Regions from separate parts of the Homo sapiens genome. Here region 1 is linked to region 2. Evidence: chromatin loops called from intact Hi-C (ENCODE). Cell type or tissue: Calu3. All regions are shown on one strand. Each heading gives the region's core, and the rest is flanking DNA. Links, peaks and the distances in the headings are about the cores only.

The links. Peaks named below come from ENCODE experiments on the same cell type or tissue, not always from the same donor. Only the 100,000 strongest peaks of a DNase experiment are listed, where the experiment ranks them.
Region 1: a loop joins it to region 2, with 5 times the contacts of the local background. A loop is called at or near these places in 2 of 110 quality-filtered maps.

Annotation. Positions count from the first base shown.
Region 1 is chr2:117,768,288-117,776,802 of GRCh38, forward strand. No RefSeq gene overlaps it. Among named protein-coding and RNA genes, the nearest start is that of DDX18, 42 kb to the right of the region's middle. In Calu3, for the core only: a CTCF peak has its summit at 4,125 (motif pointing left); no DNase peak of the experiment used is centred there.
Region 2 is chr2:117,408,631-117,417,145 of GRCh38, forward strand. No RefSeq gene overlaps it. Among named protein-coding and RNA genes, the nearest start is that of DDX18, 400 kb to the right of the region's middle. In Calu3, for the core only: no CTCF peak of the experiment used is centred there; no DNase peak of the experiment used is centred there.

The DNA of each region.
Region 1 (8,515 bases), core at 156-8,155, 360 kb after region 2:
CTTTGGTTCTGTTTATATGCTGGATTACATTTATTGATTTGCTTATATTGAACCAGCCTTGCATCCCAGGGATGAAGCCCACTTGATCATGGTGGATAAGCTTTTTGATGTGCTGCTGGATTCGCCTTGACAGTATTTTACTGAGGATTTTTGCATCAATGTTCATCAAAGATATTGGTCTAAAATTATCTTTTTTGGTTGTGTCTCTGCCCAGCTTAGGTATCAGGATGATGCTGGCCTCATGAGTTAGGGAGGATTCCCTCTTTTTCTACTGATTGGAATAGTTTCAGAAGGAATGGTACCAGTTCCTCCTTGTACCTCTGGTAGAATTTGGCTGTGAATCCATCTGGTCATGGACTCTTTTTGGTTGGTAAGCTATTGATTATTGCCAGAATTTCAGATCCTGTTATTGGCCTATTCAAAGATTCAACTTCTTCCTGGTTTAGTCTTGGGAGGGTGTATGTGCCGAGGAATTTATCCATTTCTTCTAGATTTTCGAGTTTATTTGCATAGAGGTGTTTGTAGTATTCTCTGATGGTAGTTTGTATTTCTGTAGGATCGGTGGTGATATCCCCTTTATCATTTTTTTATTACATCTATTTGATTCTTCTCCCTTTTTTTCTTTATTAGTCTTGCTAGCAGTCTATCAATTTTGTTAATCCTTTCAAAAAATCAGCTCCTGGATTCATTAATTTTTTGAAGGGATTTTTATGTCTCTATTTCCTTCAGTTCTGCTCTGATTTTAGCTATTTCTTGCCTTCTGCTAGCTTTTGAATGTGTTTGCACTTGCTTTTCTAGTTCTTTTAATTGTGATGTTAGGGTGTCAATTTTGGATCTTTCCTGCTTTCTGTTGTGGGCATTTAGTGCTATACATTTCCCTCTACACACTGCTTTGAATGTGTCCCAGAGATTCTAGTATGTTGTGTCTTTGTTCTCGTTGGTTTCAAAGAACATCTTTATTTCTGCCTTCATTTCGTTATGTATCCAGTAGTCATTCAGGAGCAGGTTGTTCAGTTTCCATGTAGTTGAGCGGTTTTGAGTGAGTTTCTTAATCCTGAGTTTTAGTTTGATTGCACTGTGATCTGAGAGACAGTTTGTGATAATTTCTGTTCTTTCACATTTGCTGAGGAGAGCTTTACTTCCCACTATGTGGTCAATTTTGGAATAGGTGTGGTGTGGTGCTGAAAAAAATGTATATTCTGTTGATTTGGGGTGGAGAGTTCTGTAGATGTCTGTTAGGTCCGCTTGGTGCAGAGCTGAGTTCAATTCCTGAGTATCCTTGTTAACTTTCTGTCTCGTTGATCTGTCTAGTGTTGACAGTGGGGTGTTAAAGTCTCCCATTATTATTGTGTGGGAGTCCTAAGTCTCTTTGTAGGTCACTCAGGACTTGCTTTATGAATCTGGGTGCTCCTGTATTGGGTGCATATATATTTAGGATCAAACTTGTATTTTTAAACTCCAAGCTATTTACAGAAGACAGTTTACATCCAGAGCAGCCCAATGGTGTATGTCCTAGTTGATAAAGGAATTCAGTATCTGGAGATGTCAGGCAAAGTTCCAGTGAGGAAGGAGCACTAAGTGACTTTAAAAAGATAAAGAAGAAGAAGAAGAAGGGGGAAAGGGAAGAAAACCTCCCTCGTTCCTGAGGAAGCAGGACATAAAAACCACTGTGGGGTCACCCTGGTAAAGAGGGTACAAATGAATGAAATCCCTTTCTTTCCATGGATAAGTCAATAATGTGGTGGGTTTTCTTTCCAGGATAGAGGACAGAGAAGAAACCAAAGAGTTATGTAGTCAAGTTGTTGAATACTTTTAGCTGAGTAATATTGCCAGTGAGGGTTACAAACATGCTTTGATTTTCTCACAGACATTAAAAAACTATATTTAATCTAGCTTGGCTGCAGTAGAGTGGAGTAGATAGAAAAGGGGCACAAGTTTAGTGACCTCGCACCTGGCCATGTCCTAGAAAAGTGGTCAGATGGATAATGTACAGAGTAAAGCTCACTGGGTATAATACACAGATGCAGGCAGGAGACCAGCAACATGTACCTGAGAGGCAAATTTGACCCTTGGTCAGCCAAATTAAGACTTCTAGACCCAGAAGTTCTAGGGTGGTGGACATAATGGACTTGCATGGTGTGATGCTTAATTTTATGTGTTAACTTGACTGAGCCACAGAATGCCTAGATATTTGATGAAACATCATTTAAGCATGCCTGTGGGACTGTTTCTGGGTGAGATTAATGTTTGAATTGGTAGACTTAGTAAAGCAGATTACCCTACCTAATGTAGGTGAGCATTATCCAATCCCTTGAAGGCCTGAATAGAACAAAAAGAATAAATAAGAAAGAATTCTCTCTCTCTCCATCTGACTATCTTCAAACTGGGACATCAATCATTTTCTGTCTTCATACTCAAACTTAGATTGGAAATTACACCATCTACTCTCCTGGGACTTCAGCTGACTGACATCAGATCTTGGGACTTCTCAGTCTTCAAACCATGTGAGCCAATTCCATACATACAAACATACACACACACACACACACACAGACACACACACACACACACACACACCCTGTTGGTTTCTCTGGAGAAGCCTGACTAATATGCACAATGACCCTTGAGTGCATAAATCAGGTCCCACCAAGACAAACAAGTCAAGAGAGAGACAGATACAGACAAAGTAAACAAACAGAAATAGAGCAGACATACAGATACAGAGCAGCAAGACACACAGAGACAGAAAGGAACAGAACAGACAAAATCAAAGACAAACAGGCAAGACATCAAGAGAGCAGACAGACACAGAGACGTATACATAAACAGAAACAAAAACATAGACAAAGATAGAAAATGAGAAAAAATACAGTATTTCATGGTGTTCTCTGTGATTTCCTCATAGAGCTTTATTTCAGTGTTTCAGAAAGCACATCTAAGGAGAAGACAAGCCACATATATTTTAATCACACCTCTACCCTGTCTGAATCTTCTGTCAAATGTACCTGTCAGCGACTTACCTGAGCCGACTGCACAGTACCCAGGAAGAAATGATGAGCTCGGATATCTCACAGATACTCAGATACTAACCTGAAACTGCAAGAGAAGACTGAGACCTGGTCTCACCTTTGCAGATAACACTGTGTAAAGACAGCACACTGTAGACTGGGCATCTAAACAAGCTGCCAACTAGAGTCACCTGGGGAGCTGGCCCATGCCAGACCAATTAAATCAGAATCTCCAGGGCTGGGGCATTGGCATGTTTTTAAAGTACCTCAGGGAACCCAGGAAGCAAAAGTAGTTCTGCCATTTAAGGCCATATTCCTAGTTTGCATAGTTTAAACTTGAGTGAGAGCAACACAAGTGGCCAGATTTGCTGACATTTTTTTACCTGGGCACAGGACAGTTACCACTTGAAACCCATGAGGTCTACTTTCCATGCCACTTCCAAACCCCAAAAAGCATGGAATAATCACAAAAGCATGTTGTCACTGGGTAACCAGGCTAAATGCTCTACATATATCACCTCATTTAATCTTCACAGCATCTTGTGATGTAGAGATTATCTCCATTTTCCAGGTAACAAAATTGAAATCAGTGAGACGAAATCGTTTACCAAGGTTAAATAGGTAGGACGCAGCTAAGGCAGGATTTGCAACCAGATCTTCTGCTCTGCTGCATGGAAAACACACTGAGAGGAGACTCTTCGGTTTAGTCCTCTCATGCTTTGTGATGTCTCCTGCACAGATGGTGCTGACAATGAAAACCAGCATTGCCTTCTGCCAGAGCACAGGGCCACACACAGGAGGCACCTGGGACTTCTGTCTCAGTGACTTTATTCTGACCTCGCCAACTGTACAATACACTGTCACTTAGCTTAGCCTTGTCTGAGAGAAGACACAATTAGAGCAAGAGCCCACCAAGAGTAAGAGAGGGTGTAGGAGCTTAAGCTTCTTCATTGACTTTAATTAAGCTCACCAGAGAAGTAGATCGCAAGGGATCCCACAGAACTTTTTTTTAAAGTTTTATTTATATTATTCTTAATTCCAATTTAATGGAAAAAAAAATGTTTCCATTCAAACCTCTTCCACCAGTGTAGGGTTTTCTCTATCTATTAAGAAACAGTGCCATCTACTGACTCGTTTTCACTCTGGTTCTTGTAAACCAGGAAAAAAAAATTAATGTTGCTTATGCCTTAATTTTGAACACTTTCCAAGACATGTCCTTCCTTTCAAAATATCTGTTCTGCAGTTAAACCCATACATATTATTTTATTTCATAGCCACAAATGACAAATGGGTTTGGAATTAGACTGGGACTTTCAAGTAATATGTCTTGAAAAATGGAGTCTACAAATCAAGACTTTGTAAGGTGGGGCACCCAGATGGCAGGTGTTTAGATGTGAAGCTAGGAGGCCAAGGTGCCCTGCACAATGGTGACCTCACCTGTTCACCTAAGCCTGCTTGGGGGCTGTACAGCCAACCCAGAAGGGCATGAACCCTACATTCCAAAATATCAAATACCGAAGAATCAACTTGAAACTAGATACATTTTGACTGCTACACAGAAAAATGATAAAATATTACTAAGAGAAATTAAAGAATATCTAAATAAATGAAATTGGGGATTTCAATCCAAGGAATTGAACTGAATTGATTGAATGAAGGGATTTCTCAATACAAGGGACTCATTCACAACAAGGGTAAAATAGCCCCGAAAGGGAAAAGTGTTAGGTTTTAGGATGATAAAAAAATCTTCTTATATGCAAAGCAAAGATATACAGTATACCTGTGGTATTAAAATTTCACAGTAGGAGAAGTTAGGGAAAAAAGTAAAAAAAAAAAACCGGGGGGCTCCTTCAGTTTCAGGGGGAGCATAGGAAAAAAATTGGAAAGAACTGGATAGGAGGTTTAAAGGTTTAATATTGTAAACATGTGAATCCTTCCAAATGATCTATAGATTCAATGCACTTCTAATCAAAATCCCAACAGGGTGTATGTCTGTGCATGTGTTTATGGGTGCACACTGTGTGTGTGTGTGTGTGTGTGTGAGAGAGAGAGAGACAGACAGAATTGATAAGCTGGCAGTAAATGTGTATTGAAGAAAAAGGAAAGGTAAAAGGTGCTCGACCATATATCAAGGCCTATGATAACATTACAGTAATTAAGACAGCGTGGTACTGGTTCAACAATAGGCAAAGAGACTGATGGTATAAACTAGAGAACCCAGAAACAGATTCATGGACATTTGAACGGTGGTTCACAGAACAGTGGAGAAAGGACTGTCTGTCAACGAATGCTTCTTAGATTTCCATATGAAAAAAATTAAAGCCAACCCTTAATTCATAATTTCTGATGGACTCTAGACATAAATATGAAAGGCAAATCAGCAACGTTTCTACATCAGTGGTTCTTAAAGTGTAGTCTCCAGACAGTGTTAGCATCACCTGGGAACTTGTTAGGAATACAAATTCTCCAGCCTCACCCCAGACCTGCTGATTCAGGAAGTCTGGCAGTGGGGCCCAGCAAGCCATATTTTGACAAGAAAAGGCTTCTTAAACAAAACACAACTGTAAAGAATAAGATGTGTAAATAAAAATGTAGAATTTCTGTTCATCAAATGATAGCATGAAGAAAGTAAACAAAAAAAGCAAGCCACAGGGTGGAGGAAGAAACTCGCAAATCATAACTGACAAACACTCATATCCAGTATCCAGAAGGAACGCCTACTTTTCAATAAAGAAAAGGCAGACAGCCCAAAAGAAAAATGGTCCAGAGACCTGAACAGACATTTCTTAGAAGAAGACAGCCAAATGGCCAACCAAAGTGATAAGGTACTCATTGTCTTTAGAAATTAAAAAAAATTATAATTACAATACAGTCTGATTAGAAACCCACCAGAATACCTAAAATTAGAAAGACTGGCAACATTCAAGTGCTGATGAGAATGTAGAACAGGGATTGGCCAGCTGTTCCTGTAAAGGGCCAGATAGTAATTTTCTTAGGCCTCGTAGTCAAGAGACAACATTTAGGATATTATGAAGGCAGGCACTTATATAACACGAGAAACTCTTGACTTTCTCCACCACATTTGACTGACGTGGACCAGTGAGGTGGTGGGAAGGCTTTGTCCTAGTTGTGGTTGGCTGGAAACTACCTGAAGGAAGAGGAATGGGTCTGAGGGGTCCCGACGGGGAGGAGAAGTGGGAACAGTCACCATGGTCACTTTCCCTCTCTGCCCCAGGTACACTTGATCTCAACATGCCCTTCTCTCCTGGGGAGACTGTGTCAATTTGATCAGCAGGCCAAAGAAGAGGCTGATAGTTTCTATCACTTGGTGTGCCAGCAGCTGCCAACAGCAGAGTCCCCAGAGTGTAGGTGTTGACCAGCCAGACCCCAGGCAGCAGTGAGGCATGGTTCACAGTGCTAGCCCAGTCCACTGGTGCACTCCATAATTGACTGTTGCTCATAGTTTGCTGACCTCTGATGTAGAATAAGGGGAACTCTTTTAAACTGTAGGTAGGAGTAAAGTTAGTATACTGCTTTGGAAAACCACTGGTATTGTCTCCTAAAATACAAGCACAAAGCATACTCTGCAATTCCTAAGTGTACATCCAACAAAAATGCATGCACATGTGCATGCAGAGACATGTACGAAAATGTTTATAAGAGCATTAGTCATAAAAGCCAAAATGTGAAATCAATTATCAAATGTCCACCAGCATTAGAACTGGAAAATAAATGTTGAACTGTTCACATAACACAATTCTTTACAGCAATGAAAATGAAAAAAAAAGTTGCCACTTCATGTGACAGAAATGAATCTGATGAAGAGAATGTTGAGAAAAAAATACATTCCATATGACTTCATTAATGTATGTGTGTAAGGTATGTATGTTTAGCTGATAAAACTACAAAGAAAAGCAAAGAATATATTACCATGAAAGATAGTATAGGAGCAAGAGAGTAGTGATGGTGCTTGGAAGGGAAGATGAGGATGCTTCTGCAATGTTGATAATATTGTATTTCCAGTCCTAGATGGTAGAAACAGTAGGGTTTGCATTGTCATAAATCAGGGATTGGCAAACAATATGGCCCAAACCTAATCTCCCACCGATTATTGTGAACAAAACTTTATTAAACCACAGCCCATGTTAGTTTACACATTGTCTGTATCTGTCTTTTTATTAACAATAGGAGACTTGAATAGTCCTAACAGACACCATATAGCCCATGAATTCTAATATATTTACCATCCAGCCTTATACACAAAAATATGCCAACTCCTGTAACAAATCATTGAGCTGTACATTTCTATTTTGTATACTTTTCCTTATACATGTCATATTTTACAATTTTAACTATACATATTTAGTTATGTAGTTATAGATGTAACTACATTCCATGTTTAGCTCTGAATCATGTTTGACAATAGACATTCAATGCATAAAACAACAATCAAATCAATTAGCTTCAAGAAAACAAAACCACTTTTCTTTAAATATATTCATTATGCAGACAAAATAAACTGTACTTGCCTCTAGAACTTATTTTATTCTCAATTTCCATATCTGCAAGAGAATGAATCATCATCTTTCATTCCAAATACTTGTTTGATGTATTGCTTAAAGCTGTTTTATAGATTGCAGCATGACACTTGAAGGCACTTGATACAAGTGTCTGGCCACATGTTGTCAAGTCTCTATTTGAGTTTTTCTTAGAAGATTGAACTCACATATCTATACACTCAACAAAGGCACTATATTCAGTCATACTTTATTTATTCAGTGATGTGGAGCAAGGCAACTTTTGAACAGTTTGAGTTTCTCTCTCTGCATTTCATAATTCATCCATTTAACAAAGATTTACTTACAGTCTACTATGCCAAAACTTATATTTTCAGCATTTTAATGCAAGTGTTTCTGAAATATGTTACATCGTCCTCTGCCTTTTACACAGAGTTTGACCATTTAATCTTTTATGACTCAGCCTCATTACAGAATCAAACTATACACCAAAATGCGATTTTTAAAATTCTGTTTTAACTGAGAAGTCTTTTCTAGAATTCCAACCAACAAAATAGATACAAAGAAGAGTTGAAGAGAGAGATGGGTGTGCAACAGAGTCCCACCCACTAGGAATTCCTGAGACGACATAGAACCATAAGATTCCAGGAATAGCCATTGGAAACCACTGATCATTTAGTAACACTCTCAAGAACTGCTGAGAGATAAAGGCTGCTCCCGTACTCAACAATCCTAAATTTTGTTCTGAAATTGCTGTCTTTTTTTTTAAGTGTGTTTTATAGTGTCCTTCTTAATGTCAACAATCGCTTCTTGCTGAATCAGTGTAGATCCCTGTATCTGTGCTCTGTCCACCCACTAACCCTCAACATCCGTGGTTTCTGTAGATTGGGAAAATAAAGTCCCCAGGCTTTCTAGAAGTGTGGGAAAATTAAAAGTCCACACACTAACAGGCCTCGAGAGACTTTCTCAAGTAAAGGACATGGGCTTTAC
Region 2 (8,515 bases), core at 168-8,167:
TCATTTTTTCCTGATGTGTTTGAGATTCCCCATTACACAAAGATCATTTCCACAGTTACATGGGCCTGACTAGCTGATGCAACAAAGAGCCTCTAAAAAACTCAGACCTACTTAAGGGAAAGAAACCTTGATTTTGTTTCACACAGTGAGTAAAAGAAAACAAAAAGTAATTACTCCCTCCATGTGAAATGAGTAAGAGTCAGAGTAAGCCGGGTCCCCTTCCTTTTTAACCCCCTTCCCTTGAGATGTACAGGCAATATTTACCATTTGTGTATTTATGACCATGGAGATTTCCTACACTTTAATTTCCTGGGTATCAATGGCTCTAAGGAGTTTTTGGCATTCTCTTACCCAAAAGGATCTTGAAACTTGTTTGTATTTATAACACAATATCTACCCCATCAATGTGTGCTGGATTTACACTATTTATACCACCTTTTTTTCACCTAGGCTTCCGGGCCAGCTTAATTTGCTCAATGCATCTCACACTCTCATTTTTCTTCTTGATCCCCTTACTTATAGTCAATATCATATCATTCAGGTGTTGCTTTATAATTGTCTTATGTGTACGTCATAGATTATTAGGTGTGTTATTTTGGATAAGTCACATAATTATTCTCAGCTTCTGTTTCCCTCTGTGGAAAGTGAGAGTAATAGTAATGACTTTGATGGGTTCTTAAGGAGACACCTCTCTCTTCTTCATGTTCCATCCCTACCTTAGTCTCCAGATAAATGAAATTCAAACTTTTTTCCCCTTCTGCCAAAGTACTGTGGAAGTATCTTATCCACAACTCTCCACCTACTTGCTGTTATCACCAAGAGAGGAGTACCCTATTTTACAGATGAAAATTTTACTTTCCTTGTGTTGCTTCACCCTTGGATAGAATTACTCTGCTGAAAATGACTGCTCACACATGCCATCTTCTTCCAGACCAGATTGCTCAGGTGAAGTGGGTGTTCTGCCTCCACTCCTTACTGCCAAGTCTCAAGCATACCAGGATAAGGCTACCGCATAAGGAAGGGAGTGGAGCTATGTTGACTGTGCACATTCGTAAGTGTTTGTGGAGCATGCCTGCTCCACTGGCAGCTGGCTGAGAAAGTCAGTTTACTCTGCAGACCCAGCACTTGCCCCCAACTTTACGTTAGGGAGCAAAAATGAGATCTTCACTTTGTCCTCTCCCTATTCCTTCTATCCAGCTATAGCGGAGGCCATATTATTTAGGATTGTCTCGGTCCAGCAATAAAATCAATGCTTGGATTTCACTTGATCCCCTTGTGCCTATTTTCCTGTTGGTCAGGACCACAAAGAGTGGAAAGCAGCTTGTTTATGCAGTTAACACTCATGCTCCATCATACCCAGCCAAACTTCAACAAGTTATTATGGCAGTTAAATAAGATATCATATGTAAGAACATTTAGCATAGCCTATGCTATGTAATAGGCATTTATTACTTTGTGGGCATTTTTCCATCTTGGACAGAATTTCTGTTTGTTTCCTTTTTATGTTGTATTTTATGCCTGTAAAGTACAAAGTGGCATATTGGACCTATGGAGAGTTCAATGAATTTTGCTTGTTTGTTTGTTGTTACTAGTTAAATTGACAGTGGCTTTTAGATGCTTAGGAGACTCAATACTCTTGTCTTCCTTATGAATATAAGACGATCTTTATATTAGCAATCTTTTTCTTTGCTTTGAGTTTTACATCAAAGGTGATGTAAACTCAATGACATAGATTTACCTTTATAATTCCTTTAATTGAAAACACTTTACAAACATGTTGCTTAATTTAATATATTTCTGCCATCTAGAATATGATAGGTTTCAATCTCGATCAATACTTTCCATATTATATACATGTTTATACATGATATACATATAAATTCATATAACTTTTCCTTCACCAGCATTTTAAAGAATGTGTAAGTGTGTACTAGACAAGATTCCTTTACATTAGCTCTGCTTTTAAATTGTGAACACATTTCATTAGTAACTCGTATATTTTTTTAACTTTCTCAAGTCTTCTTCTTTTTATTTAAGTTCCAGTTTCATTTGTTCCTATTTCTTCCTTGGGAACATCTGAATTTTCAGGTTAGATTTTTATTTTCTGCCATTATCCATAAGTATTCTATGTTTGGTCTTATTGTATTCACCATTTCATTCTTTCCTCTGAGATTTTTGCTCCAAAATAGACAAAACAGGTTTCACAAGTTGAGAAACTCAAGCTAAGAGATTAAATTATTGGCCTGATGCATTTAAACTCAAATTTTTATTTTAGATTTTAACTTCAGTGCTTTTTCCACCAGACTGAGTGATCTTATTCATATAATTACTTGATTTCCTTAAGGCCCACCTGAATTTATTATTAGATTTGGGATGTGTTATAATATCATTATTAATTATAGCTCAGCATTATTTTTTAAATAATATATTACATTTAGTTAGTTGACAAGTTTATAAAGTTAGAGAATCCGAATTATGAATTTTAGATTAAAGATAATTATATCCATTCAGACACAGATGTGCCTCTTGTTCAGAAAAAGCTTTAAAACATTTGGATTTAACTTGGCCCTGTGTGCATTTTTATGACGAATTCACATTTCAAATGATATGGTGTTTTTTTGTTCCATGCATAACCAACCTTCTATTGGTATCAATTACTAGCACTTGGATAGAATTTTAAGATGAATAAATTTCTTCTCACATTTCTCATGGAAATCTCCCAAACTATTTCTTCAGATGACAAAACTGAAGCTCAGATAAATTAATACTTGCCCATAATTAGAATGTAAGTAGCTTAGTGGAAGCTTGAACCCAGGTCCTTTTTTCTACAAATTATCTTTACTGTTTTTTTCTACTTAATTTTAATTTTTGCCTAATCTGAATGAATTTGAAATTTGTGCATAGGAGGCTTATTTCTTCTTTGCAAAGAGTTTTATTTTTTTCTTTTTAATCACAGCAAATGTGGGTGTCTGATCTTAAGTCACACACTTACACATAATATATACAGTATATAAATAGATACGTATGTGCTGTCTGCATATATATGTAAATATATACACATATATACACACACATATATACACATGTTTATATATATATATATATATATATCTGCATCTTAATATCTATCTCATTGAAGAGGTTATTTTTGTATCTTTCTCTCTCTCTGTTTTTCAAAACTCCATCTCCAAATGCTCTACCCTAAATCAATTAATGAGGACACGAGACACAATGTTGTTTCCTGATTGCCCCTGCCACGTGGAACCCAGAACTTAAGAATTTGACCAGAAACTCTACAAACCCAGAGAGCCTATTCTAATTAGCTCCTTCTCCCCTTGTCCAGATATTTAGAATGGGTCCTAGTTTGGGTGGATGTATACGCATATGCTATAGGAGTTCCTGAATTTCTTTAGCTCTCCCTGGAAGATAGCCGTGAGCTTTCTGGTAGGTGAATGAAATAGCCCAAGGCTTACTTTGTTCAGCATGTTATATAAGGTGAGTTAATTTCTTAAGTGAACCATAGGTTTTATGTATTTTAGTTTTGTCCAGTAGAGGGACCAGGGAGGCAACGTTTAAAGTTTTCTGGTCTACACACCTGTAATTATATACGGGTGACTTAAAAAAAGCTTTCAAGTCTTGTTAAATGCAATTGGACTTAGGAACTGAATCTATTTGAAATTATTGCCCTTACAAATACCTGAATAAAAATGTTGCTAAAAGTACAGAATGTTGTGTGATGCTTTCTCCATTTTTAGGTGAAACTCATTGACATCCAGTGGATGCCAAATGCTAATTAGTAAGTAGAAACACAATCTTGATTTTTACATAGATTTTTACTGAAAAATATGTGAACTTTCACAGATACACAACTAAAGATACAGCTTTCACGGAGACACAACTAAAATTGTTTGTGTCAAACCATTAGCAGTCAATTTATACTTAATTTGTCGATCTGCATTCCATAAGATGCCTATTGATTTATAATTTCTCCTGAAATCATGAATTCCCTAGCTAGGTTGTAAGAATTCATTGGTCCTGACACCAGTTATTCGTTTTCTTCTTTTGTAGTCTCGGGCTTATTAGAAGAATATATCTTGAAAAGTAAAATGTGTGTTGCAAAATCCACAAATCTTTTTCTCACTGGGGTCATTTGTTTATTCAACAAAGAGTATTTGGGCAAATCCTATGTGCCAGGGGCTGCACAGAGTCCTGGTGATTCAGTGGTAAATGACTAAGATATGGTTCCTTCATTACTCATGGAATTTCTGGTTAAGCAAAGAAGACTGACACGAAGAAAGTGAAGACCAGCAAAATAAGAATTCAAAAGGTGTAGAGTGCTATGGGGATATAGCGTACGTACAGAAGCTGAGGCCGGCAGGCTGAAAGGGACTTAACTTTCACACTGTTTGGGAGAAAGCAAGGGTGAAGAGAGATACAGGCGGCGGAAAATTAGGAAATGAGAGGCAGGCAGAGAGAGAATGAGCGAAGTGAGGAAAAGACAGAATGGTATAGGCAAAGAAATCATAGGCAGATCAAGAAAGACACTCAGTGGCCAAAAACTAAATGAGGCATGAACAAAACAAAGATGAGGTGATGAGAAATAGGAGGTAGTGAGTTGGGGAGGGTACAGTAAATCCTTTGTTTTTGTCTTCCAAGAATCTCTTTGGACTCCTCTGTGTGACAGAACTCTGATTTGTCTTCAGAAAACCAATACTCTCCTAGTCTTAGCCCACATGGTTTCAGGTGTTGATCTCGTGCCCTAGATCTGTCAGTCTGGAGTTGGACATGCATTCCCAGCCTGTCAGACTTACAGCTTAGATGTGCTTATGAAACCCCAAACATGGGGTTTCAGATAGATAAGAGATATAATCTTGCCCTGGGGTGTTAAGCTGATACAGCACGTGCTTAGAGTTGCTCTTGATATTACCTAGGGGCTCTCTTGATATTACCTAGGGGCTCTCTTGATATTACCTAGGGGCTCTCTTGATATTACCTAGGGGCTCTCTTGATATTACCTAGGGGCTCTCTTGGTATTACCTAGGGGCTCTCTTGGTATTACCTAGGGGCTCTCTTGGTATTACCTAGGGGCTCTCTTGGTATTACCTAGGGGCTCTCTTGGTATTACCTAGGGGCTCTCTTGATATTACCTAGGGGCTCTCTTGATATTACCTAGGGGCTCTCTTGATATTACCTAGGGGCTCTCTTGGTATTACCTAGGGGCTCTCTTGGTATTACCTAGGGGCTCTCTTGATATTACCTAGGGGCTCTCTTGGTATTACCTAGGGGCTCTCTTGATATTACCTAGGGGCCACTCTTGGTATTACCTAGGGGCACTTGCTGTAGAATAAATGAAACCTAGAGGAGAGTAATGTTGATTTAAGACAAGAATTATGAGATACATTGTTTGAGCACCTGGATGAAACCATATTTTATCTATTCATGGATATCTCCTTTTGGCTAGCTGTGAGTTGGATTTTCTGACATTATAATACCAAGGGTCCTGATTATACAAAGTTTGGGGCAGTTGAAGCTATTGGATTGAAGCTATTGGAGACAAGAGACGAGAAAGAAGCCCCATGCAATTAGAATTGTTTCATCTGTCAAGGTGTCAAGTTTCTGGAGGCAAATGCTTCCACTGGTCAATTTCCAAGCCTGGGTCAGTTCTGGCTCAACTTCAGCCTGCTGACGACATTAAGTATGTTGAAGAGCACTTTAAGCAATCTCCACACTGTTTTCCATAGTGGTGGTCCTAGTTTACATTTCCACCAGCAGGGTAAAACTGCTATCTTTTCTTCGCATCCCCGCCAACATCTATTAGTTTTTTTATTTTTTGATTATGGCCATTCTTGCAGGAGTAAGGTGGTATTGCATTGTGGTTTTGATTTGCATTTCCCTGATCATTAGCTATGCTGAGCATTTTTTCACGTTTGTGGCCATTTGTATATCTTCTTTTGAGAATCATCTACTCGTGTCCTTAGCCCATTTTGTGATAGGATTGTTTGTTTTTTCTCATTAATTTGTTTGAGTTCCTTGTAGATTCTGGATATTAGTTATTTTTCAGATGTTTAGATTGTGAAGATTTTCTCCCACTCTGTAGGTTGTCTGTTTACTCTGCTGATTCTTTCTTTTGCTGTGCAGAAACTTTTTAGTTTAAGTCCCACCTATTTATTATCATTTTTGTTGCATTTGCTTTTGGGTTCTTGGTCACAAGCTCTTTGCCTAAGCCAATATCCAGAAGGGTCTTTCTGACATTATCTTCTAGAAATTTTATGACTTTAGGTCTTAGATTTAAGTCCTTTATCCATCTTGAGTTGATTTTTATATAAGGTGAGAGATGAGGACTTAGTTTCATTTTACTACATGTGGCCTGCCAATTATCCCAGCACCATTTGTTGAATAGGGTGTCCTTTCCACACTTTATGTTTTTGTTTGCTTTGTCAAAGATCAGTTGGCTGTAAGTATCTGGCTTTATTTCTGCATTCTCTGTTCTGTTACATTGGTCTATGTGCCTTTTTTTTTTTTTTTTTTTTACCAGAACCATGCTGTTTTGATGACTATGACCTTATAGTATAGTTTGAAGTCAGGTAATGTGATGCCTTCAGATTTGTTCTTTTTGCTTAGTCTTGTTTTGGCTTGGTTCCATATGAATTTTAGGATTATCTTTTCTAGTTCTGTGAAGAATGATGGTGGCATTTTGATAGGAATTGCATTAAATTTGCAGATTGCTTTTGACAGTATGGTCATTTTCACAATATTGATTATACCCATCCACGAGCATGAGGTGTGTTTTCATTTGTTTGTGTCGTCTATGATTTCTTTCAGCAAGTGTTTTGTAGTTATAGAGGTCTTTCACCTTCTTGTTAGGTATATTCCTAGGTTTTTCTTTTTTTTTCTTTTTGCAGCTATTGTGAAGGGGGTTGAGTTCTTGATGTGATTCTCAGCTTGGTTGCTTTTGGTGTATAACAGAGCTACTGATTGGTGTACATTAATTTTGTATCCTGAAACTTTGCTGAATTCATTTATCAGTTCTAGGGGCTTTTTGGAGGCATTTTTAGGGTTTTTTGGGTATACAATCATATCATCAGCAAAGAGTGAGGGTTTGACTTCCCCTTCACTGATTTGGATGTCTTTTATTTCTTTCTATTGTCTGATTGCTCTGGCTAGGACTTCCAGTATTATGTTGAATAAAAGTGGGGAGGGTGGGTATCCTTGTCTTGTTCCAGTTCTCAGAGGGCATGCTTTCAACTTTTCCCCTTTCAGTGTTATGTTGACTGTGGGTTTGTCATATATGACTTGTATTACATTAAAGTATGTCCCTTCTATGCTGATTTTGCTGAGGGTTTTAGTCATAAAGAGATGCTGGATTTTGTCAAATGATTTTTCTGCGTCTATTGAGATGATCATGTGATTTTTGTTTTTAATTCTGTTTATGTAGTGTATCACATTTATTGACCTGCAAATGTTAAACCATCCCTGCATCACTGGTATGAAACCCACTTGGCCATGGTGGATTATCTTTTTGCTATGCTGTTGGATTTGTTTAGCTAGTATTTTGTTAAGCATTTTTGCGTCTATATTAATTAGGGATATTGGTCTGTAGTTTTGTTGTTGTTGTTGTTGTTGTTAACGTTCTTTCATGGTTTTGGTATTAGGGTGATACTGGCTTCATAGAATGACTTAGAGAGGATTCCCTCTTTCTCTATCTTGCAGAATAGTGTCACTAGGGTTGGTATCAATTCTTCTTTGAATGTCTGATAGAATTCAGTTGTGAATCTATCTGGTCCTGGACTTTGTTTTGTTTGTAATTTTTTAAATCTCTATTTCAATCTTGCTATTTGTTATTGGTCTTTTCAGGGTTTCTAATTCTTCCTGATTTAACCTAGGAGGTTGTATATTTCCTGATCCAGCAATCCCACTACTGGGTATCTACCCAGAGGAAAAGAAGTCAGTATGCAAAAAAGATATTTGCACACTCATGTTTATAGCAGCATAATTCACAATTGCAAAAATATGGAACCAGCCCAAATGCCCATTAATCAAAATGTGAATAAAGAAATTGTCATGTATATACCATAGAATACTATTCAGCCACAAAAAGGAAAGAAATAATGGCATTCACAGCAACCTGGATGGAACTGGAGACTATTATGCTAAATGAAGTAACTCAAGAATGGAAAACCAAACATCATGTGTTCTTACTCATAAGTGGGAGCAAAGCGATGAGGATGCAAAAGCATAAGAATGATACGATGGACTTTGAAGACTTCGGAGGGAAGGGGGGGTGAAGGATAAATGATACAAATTGGGTACAATGTGTGCCTGGGTGATGGGTGAACCAAAATCTTACAAATCACCACTAAAGAACTTATTCATGTATCCAAACACCACCTGTTCCCCAAATACCTATGGAAATAAAAAAATTAAATTAAATTATTTTTTTAAAAGAGAAGAAGTCATCTGGAAGATTTAATTTTAAATGATTTTGAGACTGTAGTGGATACTCAGTGAATGCTTA